Linked DNA regions of Homo sapiens: region 2 is linked to region 1. The links are chromatin contacts, found by Hi-C or POLR2A ChIA-PET in ENCODE. All regions are on one chromosome and are shown on one strand. Each heading gives the region's core, a stretch centred on a gene start or an enhancer-like site at or near the end of the contact. The rest is flanking DNA. Distances are from core to core; before and after follow the strand shown.

Region 1 (7,014 bases), core at 4,515-7,014:
TTGCCTGGTAACTTTGGTTTAAGTTAGTGATCAACATTTGGGGTCCCCAAATGTATTATTTCCTTTGCATTAATTAGGTACTGTAAAGAGTGTGAAACAAAAATAAAAACTTGGGACCCAATTCACTATGCCAAAAGGAAAAAATTAAGCTGAAAGCTGAGTCATCCAAGAAACTGCCCTTCCTTTGTTCCTAAGCAGATAGCTACAGATAAAAGGTTAAACATCTCACAGTATCTTACGTGAAGTGTGAATTTACTGAGCGTCAGACAATACACTGACTATTCCTTTACCTGCTCCTTTTCTCTTGCAACATGTGGATTCAGTAATGTGACCATATCCTCCCTCCTTCCCTTCCAGCCTGCCTTTCACCATTAAATAGCTCTCAAAATCATCTTTGGAGAAAGGCATACAGACCTGTCTCCCGGGTATGTCCTTAATTTTGACAAAATAAACTTCTAAATTTATTGAGACCTATCTCAGATGCTTTTTGGTTTGCAAAAGTTAAATCTATTTTTGGTTTTCAGTGTAGACCCAAGCCCAAGTTTATTTAGTGGCTTCTGCTCCCTCCTGCCCTCAAAAAAACCACCAAAAAATGCTGGAGGAAGCTTGCAGACATAAGAACATAAGATGAAAATAAAACAGGTAAGAATTTGGAGAGGGAAAAGTGGCTCCTATTTACACTTTTAGTTGAGAAATGCGGGCTGTGCTGGGTTGGGTTGCAATTCCTACAAACTGAGCCACAAAATCTGGATAAAATCACAGAGAATCACGTAGCCAATGAAAGTAACAAAAATCCGTTCATCTGAATACAGGTCTAACATTTTTCGATAAGTTAAATATCTAAAACCTCCTAGGTCTGGCCAGACCATAGATGGCTACCTTCTCAGCAACATGTTCAAGAGGGGCCTGCAGGTCTGACTTCCGTAGGGTTTTGGGTCAGCCCTGTGGCTATAGCGAAGGCTGGGATCCTAAGCAACATACTTGGGTGTAAAGAGCACTTTAGAACTCATACCTTAAAAGTCCTTCTCCCAGGCCAAGGGCTCTGGCAACCCAGCCTAAAGAGGCAAATGGGTAACTTGGGGTGAAGCTTTCCTTTTCCTTCGGATCTCCTCGCCTCGCCCTTAATTCCGGGTAAGCCTCCCAGGCCGCAGCAGCCGTTACCTCCATTCTGGGAGCCAGCGCTTCCCTGTCGCCGCTCCCAGCTTCAGCATTTGGTCCCGCGGGTGGTGCTGGGGCTGTTGTAAGGACTTGTGGAGGATGGGAGCGCTGCGGAAGATTGCCGGGCTTCTGCGTGGTTGCTAGGCTTCCCTTAGCCTCGTCAACCAGGATTGGTCCGTGGGGCAACGCTAGACCCTCACCTGAAGCCCATTCCTGTTCACGCCAGTCTGCTACTCCAGTCACCGTTAGGAAAACGTTGCCGGCCAGGCGCGGTGGGTAATCCCAGCACTTTGGGAGGCTGAGGCGGGGCAATCGCTTGAGGTCAGGACCTCCAGACCAGCCTGGCCAACATGGTGAAACCCCGTCTCTACCAAAAAATACAAAATTTAGCGGGACGTGGTGGCGGGTGGCGGGCGCCTGTAATCCCAGCTACTCGGGGGAGGCTGAGGCAGGAGAATCGTTTGAACCTGGGAGCCGGAGGTTGCAGGAAGCCAACGCCCCACTGCACTCTAGCTTGGGCGACAAAGCGAGACTCTTGTCTCAAAAAAAAAGTTGCATCCTAAAGTTGATTTACTCCAGCATTCGTTAAAGTGGTGTCAGGGAGTGTTTTATACTCCCTAACTACCTATGTTTAGTTGACCCAAATAACTCTTTAGGGCCCATTTCTCATGGCAGGCAGTATAATGGTGGTTAAGAACAGGAGCTCTGGGATTAGAATCTCAACAGTAACTACAAATTTAAATTCGCTGTGAACATTAAATGAGATTAGCCAAGGTAAGTGCTTAACCTGTCTAGCAAATAAGTGGTAAATACCTACTGCCATTCCTACCAACCTGCTTTGACACAATTCATAACTGGTGAGAAATGAGTTTCTTCATCTACAAGATAGTTGTAAGACCAGTACAGACTATATTGGCTAAAAAATGAGTCTACAGTTTTACTTACGGTGAGTGCAAATGTATGATGCAAATTTCATCTTTGATAGCTTCTGTGAGCCTCTCTTCCCTCAGTTTACCCAGTTAATTTAAAAGGATTACTCCCAGAAAGCTCTCCCAGAGCAGGACCTCACATTTATAAAAGGGGAAATGGAGAGTCAGGGGAAGCAGTATTTTGGGTCATGCAAAATAGGATGATATTGGCAGAAGAAAAGGCAGAATCCAGGTTTCACAATTTGTACTTAACACAAGGATCTTAGGAATTTAAAGATGATCTTTGAGAGTTATGGGAGATGGTGTGAGTGTGGGGACATCGTATCCAGAATAACATGTCTTATTTTACACAACAAATATGTTCATTAAAAATCATGTTTCAACTTTTTATAAAGGTATTTTGGTGCACTGTGGGACCTGGTTTTTGAAAGGGCATATGTACAATAGATAATTTTCACCTAATGGCCCGGTGTGGCGGCTCATACCTGTAATCCCAGCACTTTGGGAGGCTGAGGTGGATGGATCACCTGAGGTCAGGAGTTCGAGACCAGCCTGGCCAACATGGTGAAACCCCATCTCTACTAAAAATACAAAAATTAGCCAGGTGTGGGGTGGACGGCTGTAATCCCAGTTACGGGAGGCTGAGGCAAGAGAATCGCTTGAACCTGGGAAGTGGAGGTTGCAGTGAGCCAAGACTGTGCCATTGCACTCCAGCCTGGGTGACAAGAGCGAGAGTCTTAAAAAAAAAAAAATTCCCCTAAGTTTTCTGTTAAAAATCTAGGTCTTCCCATGTATTCCAACAAAAGTTGACCCCCAAATCCAATAATTACCATATAATAAAGAGACAGCAACATCTAATCTGTTACCCCCTAAATTGAAGTTAAAGGAAGGATTTCTGGTTTTCTTCTTCCTCTAAACTTCGTTTTCTCATTTTCTCCCACTCTGACTCTCCATTGTACTTTAAAAAATATTGACACTGTTTGTCAGATATGCCAGTATGTGTGATGTTTGATTTCTCCCTGCACAGAGGACCTAGTAAATAACCACCCAAAAATACTACCTATTTTCCAATTTTGAGCCTACAACTCATAATTATGATGATGGTTGGTTCTTGAGAATCAAATGAATAGTCTATATTAGTTTATTTACGTTTTCTACAATACGTGGAACTTTTTTCAATATAAAAACAAGTCAGTGAATCCTCATTTAAAAAATAACCATGTGACACATAATACAAAGATAATTTAAAACCAGACTCATGCTGTTTTATGACAGAACCAATTTCAATGGTAACTAATCTTCTTAAACATATTTAATCATGTAGTTTCTGGAAGATAGGTTAAATGATGAAAAAATGGGCGACCATGAACACACTCTTTAATTTCATTTCCAAACTGGTGCTTCATTCTGTAGATAATGTCTTGGATGTCCTCTTTTGATAAGTACATGGGTAATTGTCTGGATAGACGCACTGCTTCTCCCTGTCCAAAGGGAAAGTCACACATTTTACCATGATATACCCTGAAGCTGAAAACATGTTATCCTGGCAAAAAGGAAGACAGAATCTTGATTATTTTCATTTTATGAATTCACTCAACAAATATTTATTAAGTATCAACTATGTTGTCAGCTCTCGGGATGTAGTGGTGAACCAAAAAACAAGACTTGCTCTTGTGCAATTTACATTCTAGTGCAGAGAAACAGAAAACAGACAAAAGACAGAACATTTTAGTCAATAAATAATGCGTAAAATTAAACTGGGCCACATGATAGAGTGATTGTAGAGTTGGAAAAAGATTACTTGAGGAGATGACTTTAAGCTTGAATTTAAATAAGGAACCAGGCTGGGTGCAGTGGCTCAGGCCTGTAATCTCAACACTTTGGGAGACAAGGCAGGAGAACTGCTTGAGGCCAGGAGTTCGAGACCAGCCTGGGCAACACAGTGAGACCCAGTCTCCACAAAAAAAAAAAAAAAAAAAAAAGTGGGCACGGTGGGGCATGCCTGTAGTCCCAGCTACATGGGAGGCCGAGGCAGGAGGATCACTTGAGCCTGAAGGTCAAGACTGCAGTGAGCTGTGATCATGCCACTGCCCTCCAGCTTTTGAGCAAGACCTTGTCTCAAAATAAATAAATAAAAATTAATAAATAAGAAACCTTAATGGAAAGATCATGGGCAAAGAAAAGCATCTCACGCAGACAGAAGAGAAAGAACTAAATGTTCAGTGTGGGTGCATCATAGTTGTTAAAAAAAAGAGGAACAAGAAAAGGAAATTAGGCAGAGGCCAGATCACCCTCTAGGACAGGGTGAGGAATTGGTGTTTTGATTTACCCTTGGACAAATTCTACTGAGCATCGTTGAGTCATAAAACTGTCCTGGCTGGATCCAATACAAATGTTAACTCTTAAGATCCCTCAGTGACACCTGGAAATCTTCTTATTCCTCTCTAATTAACCTTCTCTTATAGTACCTACAGCTCTTATTTTCAGATCTTTGTTACTGTACTAAAATTACCAACTCCTTCCCACAACCCCTCCACTCTCAGCAGGTAACTTCTACTCTTTCACCACATATATCAACATGACTTCTCTCAAGTTCCCCTAAAATTTCACAGGTTCTAATGATTAAGAAATTTTTTTTTAAAGTTTACGTAAAAATATTATTTTCATTTTTCCCCTTTTCTGTTTTCTGCTCTTGATTCAGTTTCTTCTTTCTAAACCTTAAATTCATATCCTATCTTCCCTCTTGCCTTTTGGGGAACATTTCCCCTGCAATTTTTTTTTTTTTTTTTTTTTTTTTGAGACAGAGTCTAGCTCTATCGCCCAGGCTGGAGTGCAGTGTGCGTCCTCAGCTCACTCCAACTTCCACCTCCTGGGTTCAAGCAGTTCTCCTGCCTCACTCAGCCTCCTGAGTAGCTGGGATTACAGGTGCGCACCACCACACCTGGCTAAATTTTGTATTTTTGGTAGAGACGGGACTTCACCATGTTGGCCAGGCTAGTCTCAAACTCCTGATCTCAGGTGATTCACTCACCTCAGCCTCCCAAAGTGCTGGGATTACAGGCATGAGCCAGTAAGCCTGGCCTCCTCTGCAATTTTTTATTGTCAGTCTTCCACCAGTTCAACACAGACATGTTTAACATACTCTTTCCTTCCTTTCACTATTCACTATCATACGACTTGCTGCCTACTTTTCCACTACTACACTCTTTAACTACTGGCAAATGTCGTCTATTCCTACCACAGCAGACCCTTGAACAACACTGGTTTTAACTGTGTGGGTCCACTTATACATGGATGTTTTTCCGACCCCAACTGTGATAGAAAATACAGTACCATGGGATGCGAAATCCATATATACGGAGGGCCAACTTTTCATATATGTGGGTTCTGGAGGGCTGACTGCAGGACTTAAGCATGCCTGGATTTTAGTATCCACAGGTGGTGCTGGAACCAATCCACTGAGTATATACAAGGACAATTGTACTTTGCCATTACGATTCTCTTCAAGGTTACCAATGTCATCTAGTAGCCATATCTGATAGTCTTCTAGCAATTATTACCCTATACAGAACATGATACTACTTATTCTTAAATTTACTTCCTTCCTTGACTTTTACATCCACCCCTCTCTTGGTTCTCCTTTCACTTTCCTTTCTCTCTGATTCATCTTATTGACCTTAAATGGAAGCATCCCCGTGGTTTAAGTTCTCTCTTTTTTTTTCCTAGCCCATTTTTCTTAACACTTATACCACTATTACCTTAACATACTGAAAGGTAAAGTATTAGCAAAAAAATATTTAAAACCAGTCCCAATTTACTTTATTCCTGTTATTTCTGAACTCTTATTTCTCCCCACATGGTTCTTCCAACCCACAGCTCCCTCAACCTTTAAGTTCATACTAACTCTTTCACAAGAAAATATTCCCTTGAAGTCTCTAGAAACTATCAATGTTAAGCTACCCGCACAATAGGCTGGGAATTTCCACATGACAAAGTTCCTAAAGGATTCACAGAACATTACTGAATACATTCTTCAGAAGGTTTAACAAGCAGACTTTCCTGTTAAGGAAGTCCGACCTTCAGAATACAGCAGGCACACTACCAACTGTAAACAAAAATGGCTCATTTTTAAAAAGGGAGAAAAACTTCATTAGAGTTCAGGTTTGTTTTTTAAATAATACCAATCTTGAGGGATATCTAGAACAAGATATATAGATGGAAACACTATTGTTTTCCTGCTACTATCTTATATTTTAAAGTTTATAACCTTCCTTAATCCTTTTCTTTTAACCCACTCTTACATTTCTCTTTTGTGGTGAATACTGTCACAAAAATGAAAATTTCCGCTTATTCAAAGATTCCCATCTTTCACTTTCCTTCCCTTCTACTCCTCTTGATGAGATCAGGACTTAGAATTATATTACAATACTTTTTAGACAAGTATGTAATATAAAGGTAGCATTAGTTTAAACCCCTTCTGAGGGGATTATTTATGAAATGTTTTTAAAAAAGAACTTCACTGCAAAATATCTCATTTATAAAGTCTTTCCTCAATATGTACCCAAGAAAATGTTATGGTAAGAATCCATGATAGAGTTTACCACAGTCAGTCTATGATGTGAAACTTAATAGAGTGTTCTTTTTTTTTTTAATAGTGTTCTTCTTGCAAATACATAATAAAACTTACAGATAATATTCTACTATTTGGAAATAATTTACTATTTTAAGAAATAAGTATCTTAAAGTCTGGCCAATCTATAATACCTCTATATATAGAATCAGCAGCAGTCCCCAAGCTTTTTGGCACCAGGGACCGGTTTTGTGGAAGAGTTTTTCCAGTTGGCGGGTGGGGATGGTTTCAGGAAATTGTTCCACAAGAAGTGCACAACCTCGATCCCTCGCATACACAGTTCACAATAGGGTTTGT
Region 2 (7,296 bases), core at 1,339-3,838, 78 kb before region 1:
AGTTAAGTGTCCATCAATGGATAACTGGATTTTAAAAGTATGGTATACATATATACCATAGAATACTAGCAAAAAAAACAAAAAACAAAAACAAAATACGAAACAAGAAAGAAAGAACGTCTTTTACAGAAACACAGATGCAACTAGAGGCCATTATCCTTGGTGAAATGACTCAGGAAGTTAAAAACCACATGTTCTCACTTATAAGTGGAAGCTAAACAACGGGTACATGCAGACATACAGAGTAAATAATGAACACTGGAGACTCCAAAAGGTGGGAGGGTGGGAGGCAGGTACAGATGAAACATGATCCTATGGAGTACAATGTACACTATTTGGGTGATGAGTACACTAAAAGCCCAGCATTCACCACTATGCAATATATCCATGTAACACCACTGTACTTGTACCCCTAAGTCCATAAATAAAAAATATTTTTTTAAAAAAGAATTTGCTAACTGAATAGTTTAAAGATAAACTTTTTAGAGGTCAAAGATATTGGGCATGTAAATATTGTGGTAATTTAAACATCAGTAGTATGCAAAAATGTACAACTGCCTGGTCTAATTCTGAGCAAGGATGCAGAGATCATTTTTGCTGATAAATGAATATCAGAAAAGTCACTGATGGTCAATAAAACTGCAGTGTTCCAAATAAATTACTCTGACATATGCCAACAAATGTTGGGAAAAAATTAGTCACTTATGATAAAAATGATGCAAAAATGTGTTAGTTGTAACATAGTTTTAAATATATATAACATTCAAACATAATGTGATTTAACCCATTTATGCCTGAGGTTGCAATTTTTTGAATTTTTACAGTCAGACCTTGGTGATGACCTTGAGCAGTAGGATATAAATGACTCCCACATGCTTAGCATTCCATTAATGGAACACTAGGCATATTAATGTGTATGTATTTGTAAGACTTCTTATATAAACATGTCACCAAACCAGAAGAAGTTTGGTCATATCACATGTTCTGATCTTATCATATGTTCTGATCTTATCATATGTTCTGATCTTTTCATTTGCAAAATATAGTTACCATAAATTTAAGTAAACAGTGTGTGTACATATGCAAATTTATCATAATGCCACTTAGAATCTATTGTGTAAGGATGTGGATGCATTAAACAATTTTCTTATGAGAAAATAGCTGTTTTCTTATAATCTGATAAAGTAGGTGTGCCACTTGTTTATACCAACAGGGTAAGAAAAAAGACTTGCGGAATGTTTCTTTGAGAAATACCTGATCTGGATTGTATCTCTTTCCTTCTCTTTCTCCTTCTCTTGCCTTCCCACTGACAGGGATTCCCCAACCTTGATGTTCATTTTACTACTACATCTTCACTTGACCTGTCTGGCTCAACATACATCCTCATCTCTTTCAACTATCAGCTTGACTTCTTTTCTCTCTGACAATGTTTTCATGTTGGCAATACCCTTGCAGGCTTCATTCATTCATTCAATCAATATCATAAACAATAAACAAACAAAAGATGCAGCTTAGTGGTTAAGAGGTGGACTCCAATGCCAGACAGCTTAAGTTTGTATCTTGGTTCTACCAGCTGTTAGCCATTAGAACTTGGGAAAATCACTTAACTTACGTGCATCAATTTCCTCATCTGTAAAAATGAGGTGATATTGATACTGTACTAACAATATCACCTCATAGATTGTTGGGAGAAATGAATGAATCAATATATCTAAAAGTCTTTGTTTTTTTTTTTTTTTTTTTTTTTTTGAGATGGAGTTTCACTCTTGTCACCCAGGCTGGAGTGCAATGGTGCAATCTGGGCTCACTGCAACTTCCGCCTCCAAGGTTCAAGAGATTCTCCTGCCTCAGCCTCCTGAGTAGCTGGGATTACAGGCATGCACCACCATGCCTGGCTAATTTTGTATTTTCAGCAGAGACAGGGTTTCACCATGTTGGCCAGGCTGGTCTCAAACTCCTGACCTAGGTGATCTGCCCATCTTGGCCTCCCAAAGTGCTGGGATTACAGGTGTGAGCCACCATGCCCGGCCTATATCTAAAAGTCTTATAACAGTGCTCAATATGTACTAAGAATCATATAACTGTCAGCTGATTTTATTATTAATCTTATTATTATCATTATTTGAGCACCTATATGCCAACCACTCTACTACATATTCGGATTATATTAGTGAACTCGACGGACAAGGCCTTGAGTAAAGCCCTTTTAGATGCAGCCTGTCCCCACTTTCCCTATTGCAGACTTGTAAGTGGGCCCTGAACAAAAATCTGGCCAGGGATGTTATCACATTTAACAATAGGCACCAAAATTACTAAACCAGCAAGAAAAGACACAATCCCTACAACTGGCATAGATAACAAAAGCCACCTGACCTCCTATTTTTAATTTCTGTTGATATTACCATAATCTTGTTCTGTTTTGTTTAACTCTAGTTCTCACTTCCCCCTTTCCATCACTACAGTCTGCAATTTTCAAGTCCTAAATGAGTGTAACTGAAAGTAACTTATTTACAAAGAAGATTCATGATCATTATAGTTATATAAGAACCAATTCATTAAATAGCCAAAATAAAAAGGAAACACCCTCAGACTATACATTCAAAGTTATCGAAGATGTGATCAAAAAATAAGTAGAAGTTCTTAAAAGGATACGTCACATGTAATTCTCCTACAGTTGCACACAGTAAGTGCAGTAGAAGTATCCTGTTTCAAAATGATCATAAAAGCAACTGTAACAGAATATTTTTAGATATTGAAACGTTGATCTTTTTACTCCCCATTGTTAACTTTCTTTTACCATTTCTCCTAATTTATAAATATTGTTCTCATATAGGAGAACAGATAAAACCTAAAATAAAAGAGCTAAATTCTTGCTTAGAATTCCAAAATAAGATCTTCATAATATGACTTCTATTTCTAAGATCTAGGTACTCATTCAAGGAGAAAAAAAAAATGATATGATTTTGTTTCAGTTCCAAAAAGGTCTGGTTTGGAAGACTGGAAGCTCAAGCTGTGTGAAGTACCATTGACCAGCTTAAGGCAGGAGACGAAATAAGCCCCTTTCTTGTATAGGGGAGGAAAAACTTTCTTCTACCCTCTTAGGTTCTGTGGCTGGGCCTGAGAATTAAACTAACATAAGACAGAGTAACAGGGAAAAAGCATACAAGTTTTATTTAATATTTTTACATGCATGGGAGCCCTCATAAGGAAAATGAATGTCTGAAAAAGCAGTTAGGCTCAAAAGTGTGTATACCTTTTAAAACAAAGAATGATAAATTGTGAGGATACAAGACAAAGGGTATTAGGCTAGGGGCAGTACATTGTGAGGCAGTGACCAGGAAATATATGGGGGAAACCAGTGGAAGATAAGGATTGTTTTCAGTTTGTGTAGTTTGTTTGTTTAGTTCTCTTTTGGCAGTAACTCCCAGTCTCCAGTGTTAAGAATGTTCTTCTATTCCTGGTTCAGGAAGAACACTTTTCTCATGGGAAATTTTATAACCTGCTTTTAGATAAGAACATTTGAGAGGTCACAGAGTTCTTCCTGCATTTGCTATTTCTCGAGTGCCTTCAGCTCAAAATAATTCTTATGCCAGAGTGACATATTTTGGGGTGGCATATTCTGATCTCCTATACTTGCCTTCAGCAAATGCTATTCTAAAACGAAGATGAGCTAAATGATTCTCTAACTTTAGACTTTTAGGTATTGGAAGAGTGAAGAAATATTTTTAGGACAATGAAAATAGGTAATGGCTATTGTGTTGACCCATACCTCTACTTCCTTATTTGAAAGCTTTAGATTTGGCTTTCAAAGTACTTAAAGCATTTACCAACTGATGAAAGGGAAGAAAACAGTGCCACAAAGATACTGAAGAGGAAGATTCAGCTGGGCGCAGTGGCTTACATCTATAATCCCAGCACTTTGGAAGGCCAAGGTGGGCGGATTACTTGGTGTCAGGAGTTCGAGACCAGCCCTGGCCAACATGGTGAAACCCCGTCTCTACCAAAAATACAAAAATTAGCCGGGTGCGCTGGCACATGCCTGTAATCCCAGCTACTTGGGAGGCTGAGGCAGGAGTATTGCTTGAACCTGGGAGGTGGAGGTTGCAGTGAGCCAAGATCGCATCATTGCACTCCAGCCTGGGGGAAGATGCAAGACTCTGTCTCAAAAAAAAAAAAAAAAAAAAAAAAAGGAGGATTCAGAGAACTAAACTAAGGTTTCTTCTATTGAAGTAGAGGGAAAAAACCTAATACTGGTACTAGGAAGTCTGATTTGATTGTCACAACAGAATGGTGGAAGAGGTCTGAGGTAATACCTCCAAACCCAACCCCAAAACTTCCCTTATCTCCAGGAAAGTGCAGAAACGATCCAGAAAAATTCCCCATATTCTGCTACTACCCCCACCCCAACCCTCCAGGCATGAAAGAAAGTTGAAAATTAAGTCAGTACACTAGCCAGGGATTTATTCTAATAACAGGGATAGAGAGCCAAATGGCAAAGGTTGGTAAGTGGGCAGCCCTAAACCAAGAAGGGACCTAGTTAACAGGAGGAAATAGTTGAGATCTCAATCCTTTTCTCAATGGCAGGACAAGATGTAAAGTCTTTGGGGGAACTTAAGTCATTAGTGGGAAGAAAAGTAATGTAAAATAGAGGAGAACTCTATGTATTTATATACATAGGCAATATACTTATCTCTCATATCTACATGTCTTGGAATATTTGTTTATGTAGTGTGATGACTTTAGAAAATATAAACAAAGGCTAGCTTTTAAAAGTAATAATTAAGATGTAAATTGTTGCTCTTTGGTGGTCTTCCTTAATCTTTTTCAGACCCTGAAGGCTTTCTACCATTAGCCCCTCTCTTACTTTCAGCAAAGGTGACACTAAAGACTAAGATAAGCCTGGTCTGAAGGTAGAGACTTATCCTAATCCTAATTGACTCTTCACAATCAGTTAACAGATTGAACTCCTTATTCTTCTCTTGCTCCCATGTTCACTACTGCACCTAAGGTTCATTACCTAACCTTAAAAAAAAAAACAAAAAAAAAAAACAAAAAAGGCTGGGCGCCATGGCTCACGCCTGTACTCCCAGCACTTTGGGAGGCTGAGGCAGGCGGATCATCTGAGGTTAGGAGTTCGAGACCAGCCTGGCCAACATGGTGAAACCCCATCTCTACTAAAAATACAAAAATTAGCCGGGCATCATGGCAGGCACCTGTAATCCCAGCTACTTGGGATGCTGAGGCAGGAGAATCACTTGAATCTGGGAGATGGAAGTTGCAGTGAGCTGAGATCTTGCCATTGCACTCCAGCCTGGGGACAAGAGCGAGACTTCATCTCAAAAAAAAAAAAAAAAACCCAAAACCAAAAAACTAAGATAACATGATTGATTCTGTAACTTTAGACTTTCAAACCTTGGAAGAGTTACATTTCAGGACACTTAAAAGTAGGTAACAGGCCAGGCGTGGTGGCTCACGTCTGTAATCCCAGCACTTTGGGAGGTCGAGGCAGGTAGATCACGAGGTCAAGAGATTGACACCATCCTGGACAACATGGTGAAACCCCATCTCTACTAAAAGTACAAAAATTGGTTGGGCATGGTGGCATGCACCTGTAGTCCCAGCTACTCGTGAGGCTGAGGCAGGAGAATCACTTTAACCCGGGAGGCGGAGGTTGCAGTGAGCCGAGATTGTGCCACTGCACTCCAGCCTGGTGAGAGTGAGACTCATCTCTAAAAAAAAAAAAAAAAAAAAAGAAAGAAAAAGTAGGTAACAACTATTGGGTTTACCTATGCATACATAATTGACCCTTGAATAACACAGATTTGAACTGTGTAGATCCACTTATATCTGGATTTCTTTTTTCCTTTTTTTTTTTCTTTTTTTGAGACAGAGACTCTGTCACCCAGGCTGGAGTGCAGTAGCCTGATCCCAGCTCACTGTAACCTCAGCCTCCTGAGTAGCTTGGATTACAGGTGCCCGCCACTGTGCCTGGCTAATAGAGATGAGGTTTCACCATCTTGGTCAGGCTAGTTTTGAACTCCTGACCTCGTGATCCACTCGCCTTGGCCTCCCAAAGTGCTGGGATTACAGGTGTGAGCCATCGCGCCCGGCTTTTTTTCTCAATAAAAACAGTCAGCACTCCACATCTACGGGTTCTGCATCTGCAACTGAAGGCAGATGGAAAATGAGGTATTTGTCTGATGTGAAACCCGCAGATACTGAGGGCCGGCTTTTTGTATACTTGGTTTTCACAGGATTGTGGGACTTGAGTATGCAAAGATTTTGCTGTCTGCTGGGAGGTGGGGGATGCCCTGGAACCAATCCTCATTGTGAATACTGAGGGACAACTGTATTTTCCTACTTCCTAGATTAGGCCTTCAAAGTACTTTAAGCGTTTAGCAAAGGATTAAGAGTTAAATGTAAAATAAAACCACATAAGAACTAGAAAAACAAAACAAAAATCACAAAAGAACTTAAAAAAAAAAGTTTAAATACCTACATAATCTTGAGGTGAAAGGTCTTTCTAAGCTGAATACCAAAACATATAAATAAGAAAAAAAAATGATTTTACTAAATAAAAATTGAAAATTTGTATGACAGGAAAAAAGTACCACAAATAAGTGTCACAGGACTTTGTTATGTATACGCTATATATATGTTGACATGTTATGTATGTCTGACATAAAAGAACACTTAAAAATAAGCTAAAAAATTAAGACCCTAATAGAAAAAGTCATAAGGCAATTGATAAAGTGGCGCTATAAGTTTAATGTAGTAACATAGACAGACATGGTCCTACCATGTTTATGGGGGTGGATGTACATACATTGTTAAAAAATAGAGCCTAGAAGAGACAGACTGAAATGTTCACAGTGGGTAATGCAGGGGAGCAAAACTGTGGGTAATTTTTATTTTGTTCTCCAAATTGCCTGAAGTTTTTCAGGGAGGTACACGTTACTGTACTAAGGAAAAAACTATTTTTTAAAAAGCTAAGTGTAAAAATTAAATGCAAAAAAAACAGGCATATGTCCTCTAAGCTAAACAGAGACAAAGAAAATTATTCTTCTCATCTGAATCTCATTTTCAGAATCTGTAACAAGGCTTGGTAAAAATGATTTTTAATATTTGTGAATTAATTTTTTGACCCTCTAAGAAGTTAAAATGAATTAATTTCTTTCTTATTAACTTTCAGAATACCATTTGCTAGTACATGAAGAATGCTATACATTTTTAATTCTCCCAACATATAGAAATTAAGTCAACATTAATAAAGTAATTAGTACACTGCCTACAATG

The links. Hi-C counts contacts between places; a loop is a spot of excess contacts on that map. ChIA-PET counts read pairs that join two places held with the same protein, here RNA polymerase II (POLR2A). Pooled maps may share reads with other maps.
Region 2: a pooled map shows a loop between it and region 1 (3-fold over the local background). The contact joins two enhancer-like sites. A Hi-C loop is called at or near these places in 5 of 37 single-sample maps with no recorded cell type and 3 of 50 pooled maps. POLR2A ChIA-PET finds 5 or more read pairs at or near these places in 3 of 52 experiments (H1, OCI-LY7 and activated B cell).

What each region holds. Positions count from the first base shown.
Region 1 is chr2:189,873,826-189,880,839 of GRCh38, reverse strand. It overlaps PMS1 (PMS1 homolog 1, mismatch repair system component), which reads right to left. Exons shown (of 13, transcript NM_000534.5): 13 at 3,211-3,568. The coding sequence ends at 3,404. It also overlaps a transcript of AKAP19 not described here. Among named protein-coding and RNA genes, the nearest start is that of PMS1, 93 kb to the right of the region's middle. Within about 2 kb of position 5,764, at least 2 of the 41 ENCODE cell types and tissues checked have a DNase peak (open chromatin) inside an H3K27ac peak, as active enhancers do.
Region 2 is chr2:189,948,088-189,955,383 of GRCh38, reverse strand. It overlaps a transcript of AKAP19 not described here. Among named protein-coding and RNA genes, the nearest start is that of MSTN, 110 kb to the left of the region's middle. RefSeq lists an enhancer at 2,165-2,234. Within about 2 kb of position 2,588, at least 3 of the 41 ENCODE cell types and tissues checked have a DNase peak (open chromatin) inside an H3K27ac peak, as active enhancers do.